Regions from separate parts of the Homo sapiens genome. Here region 1 is linked to region 2. A link is a loop called in an ENCODE intact Hi-C map of the cell type or tissue named here. Cell type or tissue: dorsolateral prefrontal cortex. All regions are shown on one strand. Links, peaks and the distances in the headings refer to the core of each region. The heading gives the core; the rest is flanking DNA. Region 1 overlaps CADM2 (cell adhesion molecule 2). Region 2 holds the start of CADM2 (cell adhesion molecule 2).

Region 1 (8,000 bases), core at 1-8,000, 610 kb after region 2:
GACAGACTACAGTCCAAATAATCACAATTCACTCTGCGAAGTGGTACACAAGAAATGCAAGAAAGAAATCTTACACAGTTTAGAGTGTATGAAGCATAGTTTATAGGGTAGAAGTAGGGAGAGAAGGCAGAGCCAGTAAAGAGTGGTAAGGATTGTTACCTACAATCTTTCCTTCCTCCCTCTTTCTTTCTTTCTTTCTTTCTTTCTTTCTTTCTTTCTTTCTTTCTTTCTTTCTTTCTTTCTTTCTCTTTCTCTCTCTTTCTTTCTTTCTTTCTTTCTTTCTTTCTTTCTTTCTTTCCTCCCTCCCTCCCTCTCTCTTTTCTTTCTTTCTTTCTCTTTCTTTCTTTTCCTTCCTTCCTTCTTTCTTTCTTTCCTTCTTTTCTTTCCTCTCTTTCTTTTTTTTTTTTTTTACAGTCTGTCTGTTGCCGAGGCTGGAGTGCAGTGGCAGGATCTCGGCTCACTGCAACCTCCGCCTCCTGGGAGCAGGCAATTCTCCTGCCTCAGCCTCCCGAGTAGCTAGGATTACAGGCGTGAGCCACCACACCAAACTAATTTTTTTTTTGTATTTTTAGTGGAGATGGGGTTTCACCATATTGGCTAGGCTGGTTTCAAACTCCTGACTTCAGGTGATCCGTCCACCTCGGCCTTCCAATACGGACAATATTCTGAACGTTTTATATGAAATTTTAAAGTTTGCACTCCTCTCTGTAGGCACATTGACATAGTTTTTCATTTTAATCAAACGTCTCAATTTGACATAATTATAAATTCACATCCAGTTGCCACCCCATGGTAACATCTTGCAAAACTGTGCTACAATATCACAACTCAGATATTGACATGGAAACAGTTAAGTCCCAAAACAGCTCTATCACCACGAGGATCCCTAGTGATGCATTTTTATAGGCACACCTACCTCCCCTCCACACCCAATCCTGATTTCTGGCTTTTGTTAACATATGCTGTATAAATGAAATCACACTGGATGTACCTTTTAGATTCTTTTTTTTTCCTTCAGTGTTATTCCCATGAGACGCATGTAAATTGTTGCACCTATCAGCGGCTTGTTTCTTTTTCTTGCTGACTGCTATTCCATGGTAAGACTATCCTATATTATATTTAATCATCTAGCCATTGAAGGATATCTGGTTTGTTTCCAGTTTGGGGTTATTAAGAATAAAGCTGCTATGAATATTTGTGTGCAACTTTTTGTGTGAGTATGCTATTTCCCTGGAATAAATGCCCAGCAGTGCAATTACTCAGTTGAAGAAACTACCCAATTATCTTGCAAAATCACTGTACCATTCTAGCTTCCAGCCAGCAATATACGAGTGACCCTGTCCCCACATCTTTGCCAGCATTTGGTGTTGTTCTTTGTTGAATATTTTATTTTAGCATTCCGATAGGTGTGTAGTGTCATCCTAGGTTTCCAATATGGGATGATTGGTTAGATCAATGTTTTTTAGAGGAACCTTTCTAATGGCAAAAAAAAAAAAAGAAAAAAAAAAGAAAATAGAATGAAATGAGAAATTAGAGTCAATGATGTAACTTAGAAGTAGATTTCAGTGACTTAGGTTAGAAAGAAAAACCTAATCTGAGGCAGAAGAAATGAGGGTTGGAAGGAATTGCTGTGTGTCTTATAATAGTCTTGTAAATACATTATTCAGTATTTGTATATAATTCTCGATTGGCAAAGCAGAACTGGCTGAATTATGTAAATTCCATGGACATTTCCTTTAATTTTCAGTTGCAGAATGTTGCTATTATATAGGAACCTAGCTCATTTTATATGATTCAAACATGTATCTGTTCTTCAGAGCACAGCTCCATAACACAAATGCTAGTGATCATCCTTTAAGCTAGATTACTTTTGTGAATGTAGTTTATAGATTTGACAAATTAATTATCCTTATCCTAAGGATAGTCATTGGAAAAATAGAAACATTTCCTGATATATTTTTCTGTCCATATATTTATTTAGAAATCTGCCTGTCTACCTACTATCATCAATTCATTTTTCTTGACTTTTGGGGAATTTTTTAATGATCCCAACAGAAGCTTAAATAAACATGAGTTAATAATTACATATCAAAACAGAGGCTACCAAGAAGAGCACCAAATATTACAGAGGAAATCTTTTACGAAGCTCAAGTACTAAGGTTATATAATTCTAATAAGTAAAATAAAGAATATAAAATAATGAAACCATTTTTAAGGAGATGAGCTAATGGGGTCCACCAATGCAAATTGTAGATATATATTTACTTTCAGTCATATAGACATAAAGAACAATTAAAGTCTATATTGTAGCATTAAAGAGCTCCATACTGTATTATGATTTTTTTCAGACATATGGTCTTTTGTGAGCACAAAAATAGGTAGCGTTTTTAAAAACTGATTTTGAGACTTAAATTGAAGTATTGAAAAATACTAACCTAACACAGTGATTAGCTATACCCTACATTATTACAGATGGTTGTCTTATTATCCAAGGGAAAAATATAGAATTCCAGATTCTTCTATTACAGATAGAATCTATTGCCACAAATCTGAAAATCAATAAAACTTGTTTTGGGAGAGTAAATGATTACTTGGTAATTTATCTTCTACACCATTTCCAGTGAAAATATACAAAGATTGTGTGTGAGTCTAATCAGGTGTGGAGTGCTATTGAAAAGTAAGAACCGCTGCTCAGAAAAGGGAAATGAGATTTTTGAGGAACTACCTGATTTTTTTTCATTTTATTATAAGAATAACAAAATGTTAGAAGCATGATTATTATGCTTGCTAAATATGCAAAACTGATGGTGAAGTGTGGGCTCATAAGTGAAGCCGCTGATGGGCGGGTCTATTTTCTAGAGTTCTCCTCTACTGCATCCAGTCTGTTGCTCCCTGAAGCTGTTATTCCTGTTACTTCTGTTTCTATCATCCTGAAGTGATGATTTCATACAAAGATATTCATTTGGCATGAAATTCTTATAATTTTATCTAGAAATATGCAAAATAAGAACATTAATAAATTATCCATATGAATGTACTTTCAAGGTGTTAATAATTTATGTCAGATATTCTCATATGAGTCCTTTCCTCAAAATGGCTTTTTTTCCAGTTGATTTATAAAACTTAGTGCAATAGAATTATGACCTTAGAATCTTATGCTTAGGAAACCTTGCAATTATAATTGTCCAGATGTTTTTTTTTTCTGCTGAAATTTTGCAGGCCACTCATTTATGAAAATGTCAGCTGTGTGTCTGTGTGCACACGCATGTGCACATGTGTGTATTTAATTATTGGATAAAAAAAGAAGTTTAAAATAAATAACAACTTGGTCACTTAAAATAGTTAAATCTTCTGTATTATTAATGAACATTATTTGTATATTTGTATATGTCCCATATAGCACATTGAATTCTTACTCTCTAAGCTAAACTTATTTTTCTCATGCTTTGTTGGGAATTCAAATTGCTATGTTGTTTCTCCCAAAGATATTTGGATTGTAACTTTTATATCTAGTTGTTAGTAGATTATAGCACCTGTTAAGTTATTTTCTGACATTGATGGGCAAGTCAATGACTATTTTGTAAGGTCTGCTTTTGAGGTGGTATTGAACATACATACATCAGCCCTACATGACTTATAGTCATGAATGAAATGATCCCAAGATGCAGAAGTTTAGTCATGGTATACAATGTGCTTTGACATTGCCTATGTTAAAAATATGACCAACTTCAGTCTGGGCTAGTTACACAATTACTAACAAGCCAGGTTACTAGAGCTCTATTTCAAAACTTCATGTGGACCAGGCATGGTGACTCATGCCTGTAATCCTAGCAGTTTAGGAGGCCGAGGCCGGTGGATCACATGAGGTCAGGAAGTTGAGACCAGCCTGACCAACATGGCGAAACCCTGTCTCTACTAAAAATATAAAAATTAGCCGGGCATGGTGGCGGATGCCTGGAATCTCAGCTACTGGGAAGGCTGAGACAGGAGAACCACTTGAACCCAGGAGGCGGAGGTTGCAATTGTGCCACTGCTTTCCAGTCTGGGCGACAGAGTAAGACTCTGTGTAAAAAGTAAATAAAAAATAAATAAACTTCATGTGAATTTTCATGTTACAAAGCTTTATGTAAAAATATATGAGGCATAAAAGTTTGTATACTTAAGAAACAAACATACTTATATGTAAATGCATGTACCTATAGGGTTCTCCAGAAAGAAGCAATAAGATGAGTAGAGACAGAGAGAGACAGAGAGAGGGGAGACGGGGAAGAGGTAACTTATTAGGGAAATTGGCGTGCATGATTATGGAAGCTGAGAAATCTCATGACGAGTCTTCTGCAAGCTGGAGACCGTGGGATGCTTGTTATTTGTCTTGGTTCAAGTCCAAAGGCCTCAGAACAAGAAAAGCCAATGGTATAACTCTTGGTCTGAGGCCAAAAGCCTGAGAATCAGTGGTGTCACTAGTCTTTAAGTCCTGGAGTCCAAAGGCCAGCAGGACTGAAGTTGTCCAAGGACAGGAGAGAAAGAGTCCAGCTTCAGTAGATAGATTAACATATTCACTTTTTCTTTTTGTTCTCTCTGAGCCACCAGCAGATTGGATGGTGCCCTACCACACTGAAGATAGATCTTCCCACCAGGTAGTCCACTCAGACTTACCTTTATCTCCTCTGGAAACATACTCACAGACACACCCCAAAGTAATACTTTACTAGCTTTCTAGGTATTTCTTAATCCAGACAAGTTAACACCTAAAATTAACATTACACTGTACATATTATCCTAATCGTGTATACATAAGATGCAGTCCATTTTAGTTAATGAACTATTTTAACAGAAAATATCTTATTGTTATAAATGGGAAAGTTAGGGTATTTCGACAAAAATAGCTTATTTCAACATCTACATGACAATCTCAATGTAATATATAAAAACGTGCTTATTTTATTTATTTATTTATTTATTTATTTATTTATTTATTTATTTATTTATTTACTGAGGCAAGGTCTCGCCTGTTGCCCAGGCTGGAGTGCAGTGGTGTGATCTTGGCTCACTACAATCTCTGCTTCCCGGGTTCAAGTGATTCTCATGCCTCAGCCTCCCAAGAAGTTAGGATTACTGGTGCATGCCACCAGGCTCAGCTAAGTTTTGTATTTTTAGAGGAGACGGGTTTCACCATGCTGGCCAGGCTGGTCTCAAACTTCTGATCTCAGGTGACCCACCGCCTTGACCTCCCAAAGTGCTGGCATTATAGGGGCATTATAGGTGTGAGCCACCGCTCCCAGCCTATATATAAAAGTGTGTGCTTCTAATGGCTATATTTCTATTAACTACTATCAGTGTAACATTGTAAAAGGCACTGAATTAAAACCTCTTGGAATTCTAATCCTGGTTATGATCTTGCATGAATATGTAATCTCAGGATGATAACTTTTCTTGTACAAATTATTGTCCATAAAGTGAAGTGTTTGTGCAATGTCCATCTCTCAGGTATCTATGATCAAATTGTGACATTCACAGTGGCTTGTTGAAAGCTTACAAGTTTACGTGATCTTATTCCCTGCTTTACTATTTTCAAAATCTCTGTGACTACTAATGTCTAATCACTTTAATTAACTAGTCCTTATGACATGTCTGCCCACAGAGACCAATCCTCACCATCCTCACCACATCACCAATACGGATTGAGAGTCTATTGTAGTAATCTACATATGCAACATGTGAAGCATGTTTGAAATTTCAGCTTCTGCTTACCCAGCTGTCCACGATACTGACTGGTTATTTCAGATTATGTCCAATGTATCCATGAGACATTTCATCTGTCTCTCTATGCCTCCTTCCTCCTCATCACTTTACCTAGTACCCTTAGCTATGTGGGATCAGACTTTGTTAGGTTGAAGGGTTAACATTTAAGCAAACACCATATTTCTAGTCCTCAGTCTGGGCAAGTTTTTAGGCCTAGACATTTCCTGTGCTTCTTACCAGTGATGACTGGAATTTGGATCTTGAAGCTCACTGCTCTCACTCCATGGCTAATCATAAACAAAGGATGGATTTGCTTTAGCAACATAGGTTATCTCTATGTCTAATTAGTGCATCCTTGGCTGGGGTTCTGCTAAGGTAGCAAAAAATTGGCTTCCAGCTTTGTGCTGCTAATGAGGATTTTAGTTTGCAAGTATGCTTTGCCTGTAGCAACTTGGTGTGTTCTCTTCATTTTCGGTCCACTTACTGTCAGTCCACTACAGTGTTCCAATTCTGTAAAATGATACATAGGCCCAAGAATGTCTTCCTGTTATGTCTCTAGGGCAAAAAGTGTTCCCTGGCTGAATCATGTAAGGTCCCTCAATCTGTTCAGCTTTCCCTGGTATTACTAACCTTCAAAGACTTAGTTGTTTCATCTCTTTTAGAAGTATAGAAATGTTCAAATGAACCGAAGTAAAACAAAAATTCCAACTCTGTAAAATGTACAATAGAAAATATATACCCAGTGTAAAATCCTCTACTGCATGATATGTTTCTTTAGCTATACATCTAGAGTACATATCTCTTATTTTTCAAATTAGAGGACTCTATCAGTGCGTTGAGAAATTTCTCCTCTACCTCAGTCTAGGGGGTTCTCATAAAATTGTCAGTAGAGCACTTTAGCAAACTCTCTGGTCACAGCAGGAGGCACCTGGTTGTGACCTAGCTAATCCCAGAACCCCATCCCTTTCTCCAAAAAGACCCATTACTCAAGCTGATTACCCTTATTGAGAGTAGATAGACTATAGGAGAGTGAGTCACCTTTTTCTTTTTAAAATTGCCCTCTTTAAAAATATTTAGGCATGTAATAGTTAGTGGCCCCTCCTTCCCCATCAGTGCAAGCCTGAGAAAGAAATTAAGATGGTGACTAGTAGAGAGAGATGAGTCTGAATTAGCTACCATATCAATGAGACTACTCTTATAATTTTCATTTATGTGTATCCGTAAGTTCCTTTTTTGCTTACTCTATTTTCAATTAGAATCTTCAATGAAAATGCATGAACTTACCAAAAATATACTCTTTAAAATGATTGGGCTGGGCGCAGTGGCTCACGCCTGTAATCCCAGCACTTTGGTAGGCCAAGGTGGGTGGATCACAAGGTCAGGAGATCCAGACCATCCTAGCTAACATGGTGAAACCCCATCTCTACTAAAAATACAAAAGATTAGCCTTGCGTGGTGGCGGGCATCTGTACTCCCAGCTACACGGGAAGCTGAGGCAGGAGAATGGCGTGAACCCTGGAGGCGAAGCTTGCAGTGAGCCGAGATGGCACCACTGCACTCCAGCCTGGGCGACAGAGCGAGACTCCGTCTCAAAAACAAAACATAAAAAATAAAATAAAATAAAATAAATGATTGAAATAGTAGCTTGTTATCTAACAGTATGCTAAATTTTTATGTAAAATAAAGAAGATAGGATTATAGAACATGGCTTAATGATTATATGTGAAGACTAGGTTCTTTCACAAAAAGTATGTTTTGAGATGACACTTGCATGATAGTATGATGTCAAACTGTTGGGTGGGAAAAAGGAAGGGGAACTGTGTATAGGAATATATTACAGATAGATTTTAAAAGAGCATGCAAAAATATGTAAAAATAAGAATTTTCAGGAAACTGCAAATTATTCAGCATAGAATGAGTATGTACTGAAGATGACACCTACGTGTAGACAGAAGTGAAAATACTAAGCGCTCAAGACTTCTCTAACCTTTTTGAACCTCAGTGCCCTCATTCATAACAGAGGTAATAATAGTATTTTTCCTAGAGGGTTTTGTGAATTTTAGCACAATCCATGGAAACTGTCTAGCCAAAAGTTCACTCCATAAATGATTTTGCATTTCTATATAGTGAATCATGTGACACCTCTTAGTATAACTACCAGATTGTCAACTTTGTTTTAACATAATTTATTTATTATAAAAATTAGTTATGTAAACATTAAATTTATGTCTTCAATAAAAAGTTATTTTCTTAGAGAA
Region 2 (11,379 bases), core at 3,380-11,379:
AACAGGCATATGAAAAGGTGCTCAACATCATTGATTATCAGGGAAATGCAAATCAAAACTACAATGAATATCAACTCACAGGAATTAAAATAGCTTATGTCCAAAAGGCAGGTAATCGCAAATGCTGGTGAGGATGGGGAGAAAAGGGAACCATTCTATGCTGTTGATGGAAATGCAAATTTGTGCAAACACTATGGAGAACAGTTTGGAGGTTCCTCAACAAACTAAAAATAGAGGTATCATAAGATCCCACAATGTCACTGCTGGGTATATACCCAAAAGAAAGGAAATCAGTATATTTAAGAGATATCTGCACTTCTTTGTTTGTTACAGCACTGTTCACAATCGCCAAAATTTCAAAATTTTGGATAAAGAAATGGATAAAGGAAAAGTGGTACATATATACAATGGAGTACTATTCAGCTGTGAAAAAGAATGAGATCCTGTTATTTGCAACGACATGGATGGAACTGGAGATCATTACATTAAGTGAAATAAGCCAAGCATAGAAAGATAAACATCACGTTATCAGTTATTTGTGGGATATAAGATCATAACAATTGAACTCATGGTCGCAGAGAGTGGAAGAATGTTTACCAGGGACTGGGAATTGTAATAGGGGAATTGGAGAAAGGTGGGGATGGTTAACGGGTGTAAAAAAAAAAATAGGGCCGGGCGCGGTGGCTCACGCCTGTAATCCTAGCACTTTGGGAGGCCAAGGCGGGCGGATCACGAGGTCAGGAGATCCAGACCATCCTGGCTAACACGGTGAAACCACGTCTCTAATAAAAATACAAAAAATTAGCCTGGCGCTGTGGCGGGTGCCTGTAGTCCCAGCTACTCAGGAGGCTGAGGCAGGAGAATGGCGGGAACCCGGGAGGCGGAGCTTGCAGTGAGCCCAGATGACACCACTGCACTCCAGCTTGGGCGACAGAGTGAGACTCCATCTCAAAAAAACAAAAAAAGTTAGAATAAATAAGACCTACCATTAGATAACATAATAGGGTCACTCTAGTCACTAATAATTTAATTGTAGATTTTAAAATAAGTTATTATAAAGTATAGTTGGATTGTTTGTAACACAATGGATAAATGCTTGAGGGGATGGATACCTCATTCTGCAAGATGTGATTATTATGCATTGCATGCCTGTGTCAAAACATCTTATGTACTCCATAAATATATACACCTACTATGTACTCACAAAAAATAAAAATTAAAAAACAATCCAGGCACAATGGCTCATGCATATAAACCCAGCACTTTGGGAGGCTGAGACAGGCAGATCTCTTGAGCCTAGTAATTCGAGATCAGCCTGGGCAACACGGCAAAATCCTGTCTCTGCAAAAAACACAAAAATAAACCAGACATGGTGGCGTACGCTTGTAGTCCCAGCTACTCGGGAGGCTGAGGTGAAAAGATCACCTGAGCCCAGGGAGGTCAAGGCTGCAGTGAGTCAAGATCCAGCCACACTGCACTCCAGCTTGGGTGACAGAGCAAGGCCCTGTCTCAATATAATAATGATACAAATAAATAAATAAACATCATTATGGTATAGATGCCACATACACACACACACATATACAGACTTCTGAATAGCTCAGTTTCTCTGGAGAACTCAGACAAAAACAGATTTTGATATAGTAGACAGTGCTATCCAGTAGAACTTTCTGTGATAATGAAAATGTTCTTATCTGTGCTGTTCAATACAGCAGTCACTAGCCACATGTGGCTATTGGGTGCTTAAAATTTAACTAGTATGACAAAAGTGCATAATTTAAATTTAATTGCATTTTAATTATTTTAAATCAAAATTTAAATAGCCATTCATGCTTAGTACCTACCTGGTGGACAGCACAGCTCTAGAGAAAAAGCCATATTTTTTAAGCCATACTATTTTGTAACTTGTATGTTACCTTCCAGATCCATTTCCTGCTATTCTCTTCTGTTCTTTTAGTAATTGTTAGTTTGCTACTTCAAGATGCTTTATTGCTTTTATTTTTTCTTTTTATTGTATCAAGGTACAAATCAGATGTTCCTTAGAGATGTGTATAAAATTGGCTATTTACAATAGTGAGATTTTAAGGTAGTTTAATTTAGCTTGGGTTTATAAAAAATCAGTAAAATCCTAATGTTCTTCACAATTCCTTTATTTCAGCTATGTGAATTACCAAGATAGCTCCTGTTATTTAGTCAATCTGGGTCAAGAAACAGGGTCCTTAGTTGGTTTCAGTATTTTTAGTCTGCCCTTCTCATTCCATAGAAGTACTCGTAATATTCCTAACAGAAATTGTATTAAATGGTAATGCAAATACAAAGAATCTTCTGCTCTAAGGAAACACAAAGATTCACACTAAAAAACAGTCACTGACACTTAAAAAATGCACACTTTAATAAATGACTATAGGTTTTCTTATTTATTTATTCCAAACTGCTTGTGGCTGAAAAAGTCAGGAACAGTTAAGAAATGGTGAACAATCTGCTGGGCGCAGTGGCTCATGCCTATAATCCCAGCACTTTGGGAGGCCAAGGCAGGTGGATCACTAGAGGTCAAAATTTCAATCCATCCTGGGCAACATGGTGAAACCTTGTATCTACTAAAAATGCAAAACTCAGCCAGGCGTGCTGGCACACACCTGTAATCCCAGCTACTAGGGAGGCTGAGGCACGAGAGTCACTTGACCCCGGGAGGCAGAGGTTGCGGTGAGCCGAGATTGCGCCATTGACTCTGGCCTGGGGGACAGAGACAGTGTCCCCACCCCCCACCCCCACCCCCAAAAAAAGGTCAACAATTATTATGAATGGGGAGTGGAATTTTATTTATTTCTCCACAGCTTATATTTGTAACAGCCCATATGGACTTCTTTTGTAAATGAAAATAGAAATAATTTTTTAAGTGCAGAATCTTTTAGTTCGAGCCATTCCACTTAAGAATACTTAGAATTACTTACATAGGGAAATACTGCCCTTAAAACAGACACAGAGGAAAGATAAAGGAATCTATATTTTTACAGGATAAACCAGACACCCATTCCTTTAGCAAACACATATTGAGTGATTACTATGTTTATTTTTAGCTGCCAAAAATTTGATCAACAAGCCAAAGTCCCTGCATTCTTCTTGCCACTTACATTTTAGTTGGGGAGAAAAACAAACACACATGTAAATAAATGATTTAAATTATATAAGTTCAAGTTTACAAATGATACGAAGAAAAATAAAATTAGAAGCATGAAGAGTGACCAGAGGAGGTAGGGGTGAAGAGGAAAAGGGTTATCAGCAATGCCTCACTGAGAATGTCACATTTGGACAGACTCTTTGGTAATGTAAGGAAATGACAAATATGATGATCTCCAATAGGAGTGTTGCAGGGAAAAAAAAACTCCACATGCAAAAAATTATATGTCAGGAATAAAATTGGCTTGAATAGCTATAGAGTCATTGTTGTGAAAGTTTTTTTTGTTGTTGTTTACTTGGTTTTTTTTAATGAAGTCAATTTTCAGTATGATTATGTTCAAAAGTAGACAGTGATCTTCAGGTTGTTTCCGTTTATAGATGATTATTTGCAAAACTTCCATTTTACGTATTACCTGCTGTTAAACTCAAGGATCATATGATCATCTATGAATTAGGGTTAATATGTGCTTGTCCTGAGGAAAATGTAGAGAAAGGAATTATCCTTCTTGATGAGTTTAAGAAAGTACATGATGGCCACATATCTTAGATCATTTACATTCAATCATTGTATAAATAGAATTTACACTACATAAGATCATTAGGTCATTTGCACTCTATACGTTGTGATTGCATATTTTAAAACGAGAGAAGGTGAAGATGTTGATCATATTGCTACTTGATGTAGCTATATAAAAAGGAAGGAAGAGATCATTTTGAGGTTATACATTTCTGAAAATTTGTGAATTTATTTTCATTACTTTTATATACTTTCATCAACATAACATGAAATTCTAATAATAAGACATGTGGAGTGGGGTGAGGTAAAATAATAGGTTATATTTTGAAGAGGGACACTGAGTGTTTTATAAACAGTAGCAAAATTGTAAGTTAAAAAACTATCTAAAGCAGTAAATATTGCCATAAATATATACAAAAAATACATATACCAACCATACAAACCATTTTGTATATATATACAAAAATACATATACCAACCATATACACACATCATATATATTAATACTACTTATATTGTGGTGTATATACTATATACTATGCCTATAAATTCTTAACATTTCTGCAACACAGGCAGATTATCTCATACTTAAAATGCTAGCAAGCAAGGAGAATGACAATCAATGTTTCCAGTACTCAATAAGCTAATTTTCTTCCACAATGGTGTACATTTTCACCAGGCCATGAAATCTGTTTTTCTAGGTCAATTTACTACAAGGGTCAATTTGCTATGAGAGTCAATTTAGCATGAATTTTTAGATTTTCAGTTCTGGGAATGACTGTATATTTTAAAAAAATTAGATATTTCCCCTAAATTTAGCATTTTAAAAGAGAAATATAAATGTTCTGGTGAACCATGTGAAATCACAGGAAATTTATCCATAGTGATAAAAGTGACATTTGTTTTCCCATTTTCATTTCAATATTTTTAGCATAATTAAAACCGTAGACAGTTTACTTGGCTCCCAAAAGTGTAAAAGAGCATAATCATCACAGTCAGAATAAATTTCAATACTTTCAACTGTGGTAGAAACAGTCATAAAATATAAGCTAACTGTAGTCTCTTCTGTGATAACTACCTTAAAAAAAAACCTATCTTTGGTACTACTGAGAGAGGAGGAGGAGGTTGCCATCTTATTCTGTGATAGTATAAAGAAAGAGGACCAATATGTTCAAGGCAGAACAAAATATAAACTATCTTTTATATAATACATTAATTACTAATGAATTACTTGCTTGTAAGGCATTAATTTCTCTTCGTTTTATATTGGATTTCAAAACACTTAATTAAATATTTAAAAATATTTTTGCCATGAAGTGAAAGAGAATACGGGGCTTAATTATAAAGAAAGTAAAGAAAATTTTGCAAACAGGTTTAATATTTCAAACTATTGCATATAGGGATGCGTGGATAGATGCCATCTTTTGGCAATTTATGAAACTAATTAATTGATGATTCCTATGGGGTCAGTTAATTTATACATTTACTGCCACATTGATGATATATGTAGACAATATAACCTTAAACCTATGAAATGAAGATACTGGAAGATATTTAATTGTATTCACAGAACAGCTGTAAGTTTTAGAAATGTATTTATTCGTACAAGTCTATATAACATTTTGACAATGTCACATTTTTCTAAAATATTCAAATATCTCACAACATTGAGTACTGGCAATTTTTAAATTAATTGTGTAATAGTATCTAAGAATAGACTACTTGAAAAATAGAGTATTATCTGTTCTTTGTACATGAATCTGACATTATTTATCCAAATGACCAGAGTTTATGTTTTCAGTATTTTTCTCCCATAAATGCAATCAGTGCACATTTCACTTCTAGTCCCCTGGGTGTATGGGCTAAAGAGAGCCCTTAATCACAAGAAAGTTCATGACTCTCACTTAATCAAACTTTCAACTTAAAAAAAACTAATTAAATTAATCATTTTGTTTCATAGTTTACCAATGGAGTTACTTTTGTCATGAGTTTCTGAAAGCAGTAATTTACCAAAAATCCCCTAGGCTTTTTAGGCTCTTCCGTTTCAGAGATTGCCCACTGAAATTATCCCTGGGGGTGAGTATGTGGCAAAATAGTGTTAAAGACCAGTGCTTCTCAAACTTTGTGTGCGTACAAATCACTACAAATCTTGGTATAATGAAGATTCTGACTCCGCAGGTATGGGGCAGGGCTGAGATTCTGCTGTCCTGATAAATTCTTAGGTGTTGCTGGTGCTGCTGGTCTGAGAACCACATATTTAGTAGTAACGCTATAGATTATATGAGGGTACAAATCCAAATTGCTGTCATGGTTATCAACAAGACTCAGAAGAAGACTCTTTTTCAGAGTATTGGTTACAAATGCCTATATATTCATGCTCAAATGGGGTATTTTCTTCAATATAATAATCTTAAAGTTTTTTTTTCTATTGCTCAATGTAGCTTTATAAGTAATTAAGTCCAGCTCCTTCATATTATAGTTGAGGCCACTGAGGGTCAAGGAAGTTGAATATATGCCCAAGGTCATACAGCTAGAAGCAGCATGTGCATTAGAACCCAGAAACTCCGACTACCATTTCAATAAACAAATCCTAACTTCTTTGGCATTTCCATTTGTTATATTCTCCCTGACACAAAACCTAAGCGTGAGTCAATAATGATTAGAATTTCACCTTTTGATCCTCACAATAGGTTAAATGATAGCAGTATCTGTGGACTCACTGACTGACTTTCCTAACAGCTAAAACTCACAGTAGGCAACTATCTCCTACAATAACACAGGTATTCACACATCTTTCTTCAAGAATGTGCTTGCAGTTTTATTATGGACATTTTGTTCCTTAATTTTGAGAACCTGGGGAGAAAGGTGGGCAGAGAAATGAATGGGTCATTAGTTAAAAGGCAAGGGTTGAATTTGCAAAAGGTTGTGGCAAAGTAAGCAACAAATGGGAAAGAGTGAAGGGCATCAATATTGATCTTGCCTCTCATCTTTCCCTCTGTCTTCTTGCTTGCAGGTTTCTATTGTGTAGTCTCTCAAACAAAGCCGACTTTATTTATGGTGTGACTGATTTAACACTACTGAACCAGTCCATCATCTGCCAATTTGGTCCAATTAAAAACTGGTCATAGGGAAAACCTGGGAATTAAGCTCATTTAGAAACACAACTTCTGATTCATTTATGTCTTGCTCATTTATGTCTCCTCTTCTAAAGGACACATTTCAGGGTGTTGATTTATAGAGGTGGCTCTTTCCAGCTTCCTGAGTTTCTGTGACTCCTTTTGGTTAGGTCCATTAAAAAAGTGCACTTCTGCCTCTCTCCCCTCGTAAGGCTATTGTTAAAACATTTTAAAGAGGCTTGCCTAAGATTTCCTGCTATCCAGAATTAGAAAAATCCCAATAAACAGCTAGAGTCACCATTTTTAAAGTATGTACGCATTGCATGGACTTACGCTAACATGATTGCTTTCTCACTTAATCCTTACAACTCTTTAAGTACTATTATCCTGGTTTTGCAGTTGAGGAGGCTTTAGACTTAAACGTTCAAGTAAATCATCAAATATTATAAAACATGAAGCGACAGCTATGCTATTTGAACCAAAGGCTGCCTGATGCCAGTGCCAGCACTGCTACTCACCAAGCTCTACTGAGATTTATACCTAGACTAAGTAAAACCTCTGAACAACAACAACAACAAAATTATTTCCTCCACTTGTTTTTCCTTTTTTGCACAAGTTCTTGTAGGCAGGTAGGTGTTCCACTCCCTATACTTAGCCTCTCCCACGCCCTCTGCAATCTTTCCCTTTTGCTGCTGGAATCGTCAGAGATTGCTACTGCAGCTGGTGAGTGGGCAGGTGCAGCCACCATCTGCTCTAGGAGTCCAAATGCGCAGAAGAACCTCGCACCCAGGACCTGGCCCAGGCACCACGAATTCCAGAACATGCTGGGGACACGGCTAACCCCGCCCCCTCGCGGTGGCGATTGGCTGAACCCTTCCTGAGTGCAAAGCGCTGATTAATGAAGGCAGTTGTCTCGCCTGCAAGTTCGGGCGAGACATCTCTAAAGAGGTAAGATCCGCCAGGGGTGCTGAATGGGGGCTTCAGTTCTTCCTGCCCGAAGGGTCCTTGAGAAGCCTGTTTGTTTTTCCCGGCGCTTGTCTCCACCCATCCCCTTCTCTCATTGGCCAGACCTGGTGGGCGGGGGAGTTTCCATTGGCCGGGGGGCGGTGTCTGTCCCTGGCCGGGGTGGGGGCGGGGCCTCCGCCGCTCTGAGCTTGCCCTTGTGTCTGGTGCTTCGTAGAGCTGCCGCCGTCGCCGCTGCCGCTGCCGCCACAGCCGCCGCTGCAGCCGGAGCATCCGGGAGCCGCCACTGCCGCCGCCGCTGCCGCTGCTACCGCCACTAGCGCTGCTTCCACTGCTTCTACCTCCCCTCCCAGGACCCCGAGACACCCCGGGCGCGAGCGGCAGTGCTGCTTGCTTGCTCCTCCTCTCCCCCAGCCCTTCCCCTCCGTGACCTACCCACTCCTTGCAGCCCTCGCCCGCACCTTCTCCAACACCCCGGCATCCCTGCACCACCTGCTCGGGCAGCCCCGGCGGGCTCTGGGACTTGCTGTGCGCGCCGAGAGGAAGGCAAGCTCCAAACCCCTGCCTGGAAGACGGGCTGTCGCGGCTGCACCACCAGCAGGAGGAGGAGGAGAAGAAACTATTTCGCGATACCCCATTCTGCGGGTGCTTTGCCGCTGCCGCTTCTGCTGCCGCCGATCCGAGTCCGCGGGTTCGAACACCGCAGCGGTGGGGACGGTGGGTCCGGCGGGCGCCGGGAGGAGGACACCAGCGGAGCCCTGCACTCTCGTGCCCCGCTCACCAGCATCTACTTGCCCCCTCGTTCCTTCCCCAGCCCTTTAGAGAAGGGACCATGATTTGGAAACGCAGCGCCGTTCTCCGCTTCTACAGTGTCTGCGGGCTCCTGCTACAAGGTAATCCCCGCCCCGGCGCAGGGAACATCAACTTCTCGCCCATTCCCCATCTTCCCCATTCCACCCCATATTTCCACTCTCCCCTCCCAGTCTCCCTGTCCCCAGCGATTTCCACCCCCTCCCCCTACTCTCTGGTGCGGCAGGGGGCAGTGGCAGTTTGCACCAGCCCCTCGAATTTCTAACACTGGCTCAGCCCTGCCTTCCCAGCAGTCAGCCCCTTACGCGGCACCTTTTGCCTTCTCATTCACCTGAGCTTCCTTCATCTCACTCCATTCCCGCCAGCATCCCCCTCCCACGCCTTTTGGCTGGCAACTTGTGCCTCTCTGAACATTCCACCCTCCCGACAACCCCCACCAGCCACCTCCCACATCACGCTCTTGAGCGACCCTCTCCATCTCTTGTCATCTCTTTAACCTCCCCCTTTTCAGGTCGCCTTTTCTTTTCCCCCTCTTCCCACCATCATCATATCCGTGTGTCTTTAAAAAGTGTGTGAGAGCCTGGGAGCGAGCTACCAAGACGGGCGAGAACAGCAGCAGCGACAGCACCGTGTGCATTGCAATAACATCCCCGGGGGGGAAATGTGTTCTGAGACGTGTCATTTACCTAGGAAGAGAGAGGGGACTCTGTCTGGGATTTAAAAAAAAAGAAAAGAAAAGAAAAAGAAAGGAAAAAGAATAAGAAAAAAGAAAAAATGAGTGAATGAATGAATAAATAAACCAAGAATTTAAGAAAGGGGAGAAAAGGCAAAAAAATTAAAAGACCCAAACCCACTTTATCAACACATTGACTTTTTATTATTCAGTCTGTGTCGTTTCTTTTTTTTTTTAACCAAAGAAATATATGCTCCCTAGCAGTTACTTTACTGCTAAGATATTTTCACTTAGATTTCCTACCTCTCCATCCTCTCTCTGCCGCTTCTTTCCGTAATTAATATTATCCTTTCACGTGAAATGTAAGAACCTCTGCGACCGCAGCAGTGGAGGGAAACCGCACAAAACGCTGTTATTATGCAAATCACTGGGTTTGGATGCCGGATGGCTAAGGAATCTGGGTTCACTTTTCTCCAGACCCTCTTTTTTGGAGGAGGGAGTGAGGGGGCTGTGTGGAATGGGAGGACGATGCTGATTATGAAATAAATGGCAATGCATAGTACAGGAGTGCATGAGGACACTTTGGGTGGTGGAGGAGGCAGGGGCGGCGTGCTAGGGCTAGGTGGGCAGGGGCTGTAAGGCGGAAGATTGTTGCTTTGAAGAGAATAGTATAGGGATGTGGCTTGAGTGTGAGATATAGCAAGGATGGATGTGAAATGATGATTGATAGAATATTTTTTAAGCTAGGTGACTAGATTTTTTTTCTTTGCCTGCCTCTAATCCTTCTGTCATTATTTGGGTATTTGCAGGAAAGGTAAGTTGATCAAATTAATTTTTCCCTGGGTAAAAGGGATCTGAAAGTAAGACACACGTAGACTCACTGGCGTGCAAAACCCAGTCGGCCTTTGGAGGATTTAAATGAGGTCAATGAACCATCTTTCAGCAAGTTCTTGGAATGCATCCTCTCTCCTGCCCTCCTCCGGGATATAGACTGGGGACCGAATTTTATTTATGCATATTTATGAATGTGAAAAAAGAGGCGGTGGGCAGAATTTTCCTGAATTAACTAACTGACCTTGTAGAGATCTTGTGTAGAAAATTTTGGTGGTACTTTTGTGTATTTTACGTTGGGTGTAAATTTCAGATATGTCATGTGTGCCAGAATCTCCGTGAAGGCAGACAGCACATTCTCCCTGCGTACACCGCCGAGTCCCATTTCTCACCTTTCACACCCCCATCCTCACACAAGTAACCCGGGTGTCTGACACGTTACTTAGGTTTTTAATCCGCGCTGAGACAATCTCACAGAGACCCTACTTCACCTCTCAGTAACTTGCATTTCTCAGCTCTGCTGTGTGTGTGTGTATGTGTGTGTGTGTGCGCGCGCGCGCGCCGGCGTGTGCCGTGTTGGGGGAGTGTGATGTGGGGGAATCAGTTAATTTGGTGATTGCAATGAAAATTCGACACCGCTAGATGTATTTTCCCTGCCAATCTGTGTGTGCTGGCCCCGGCCGGTCAATGCACACACTGCTGGGCTGCTGCGAAATTATTTATTATAGAGCATGTGGGCCATGGACTGCACTTGGGGTCGCCTCCTCTCTTCCTTCAACATTTCCCTGTGAATTGTCTATTCAGTGCAGTGCGAAATAACTGTTTGCTGGTGCCTCTCTCTCAGCCTGGAGGAGGATTTACTCTTTCTCTACCCGGAGAGATTCCATCAGCAGCATTCAGGCATGAGTCTCTTTTATTGAGTATGTAAACCAATGATTAAGACAGTGCTGCTTTTCACAGCAGACTGGGGAGCGGGGGGTGCGGGGAAGGGGTGTGAGTATAGCCGAGAAAATGCACCACTGCAACCAGCAGCAACACCAGCATTAGGTCCAATAAATAAATAAATAAATAAATAAAGGTTCTATACAGCAACCAGGGAAAGAGCACAAGTCCATCCATGTCTGTGGACTTAGGAGCATCTTAGATCAGGCCATATGAATACACTAAAAGAGATACGAGGATTTAAAAAAAAAAAAAAGAAAGAAAGAGGAGGGGGCACAAAGCACCACTGGATTGTCTTCTCATGTTTATGGCTGCCTCACATTTATTCATCAAACACTGCTCCACAGACA

Evidence for each region. A loop is a pair of places that touch in the nucleus more often than their neighbours do. Peaks named below come from ENCODE experiments on the same cell type or tissue, not always from the same donor. Only the 100,000 strongest peaks of a DNase experiment are listed, where the experiment ranks them.
Region 1: it touches region 2 in a loop (6-fold over the local background); 7 of 110 quality-filtered maps call a loop at or near these places.

The regions. Positions count from the first base shown.
Region 1 is chr3:85,568,218-85,576,217 of GRCh38, forward strand. All of the region lies in intron 1 of CADM2 (cell adhesion molecule 2), which reads left to right. Among named protein-coding and RNA genes, the nearest start is that of MIR5688, 190 kb to the left of the region's middle. RefSeq lists an enhancer at 7,871-8,000. In dorsolateral prefrontal cortex, for the core only: no CTCF peak of the experiment used is centred there; no DNase peak of the experiment used is centred there.
Region 2 is chr3:84,951,003-84,962,381 of GRCh38, forward strand. It overlaps CADM2 (cell adhesion molecule 2), which reads left to right and starts at 7,987. Exons shown (of 10, transcript NM_001167675.2): 1 at 7,987-8,666. The coding sequence starts at 8,606. RefSeq lists an enhancer at 10,152-10,694. In dorsolateral prefrontal cortex, for the core only: a CTCF peak has its summit at 7,696 (motif pointing left); DNase peaks (open chromatin) are centred at 7,929, 8,729, 8,899, 10,789 and 2 weaker places; H3K4me3 peaks cover 4,340 bases; H3K27ac peaks cover 4,780 bases.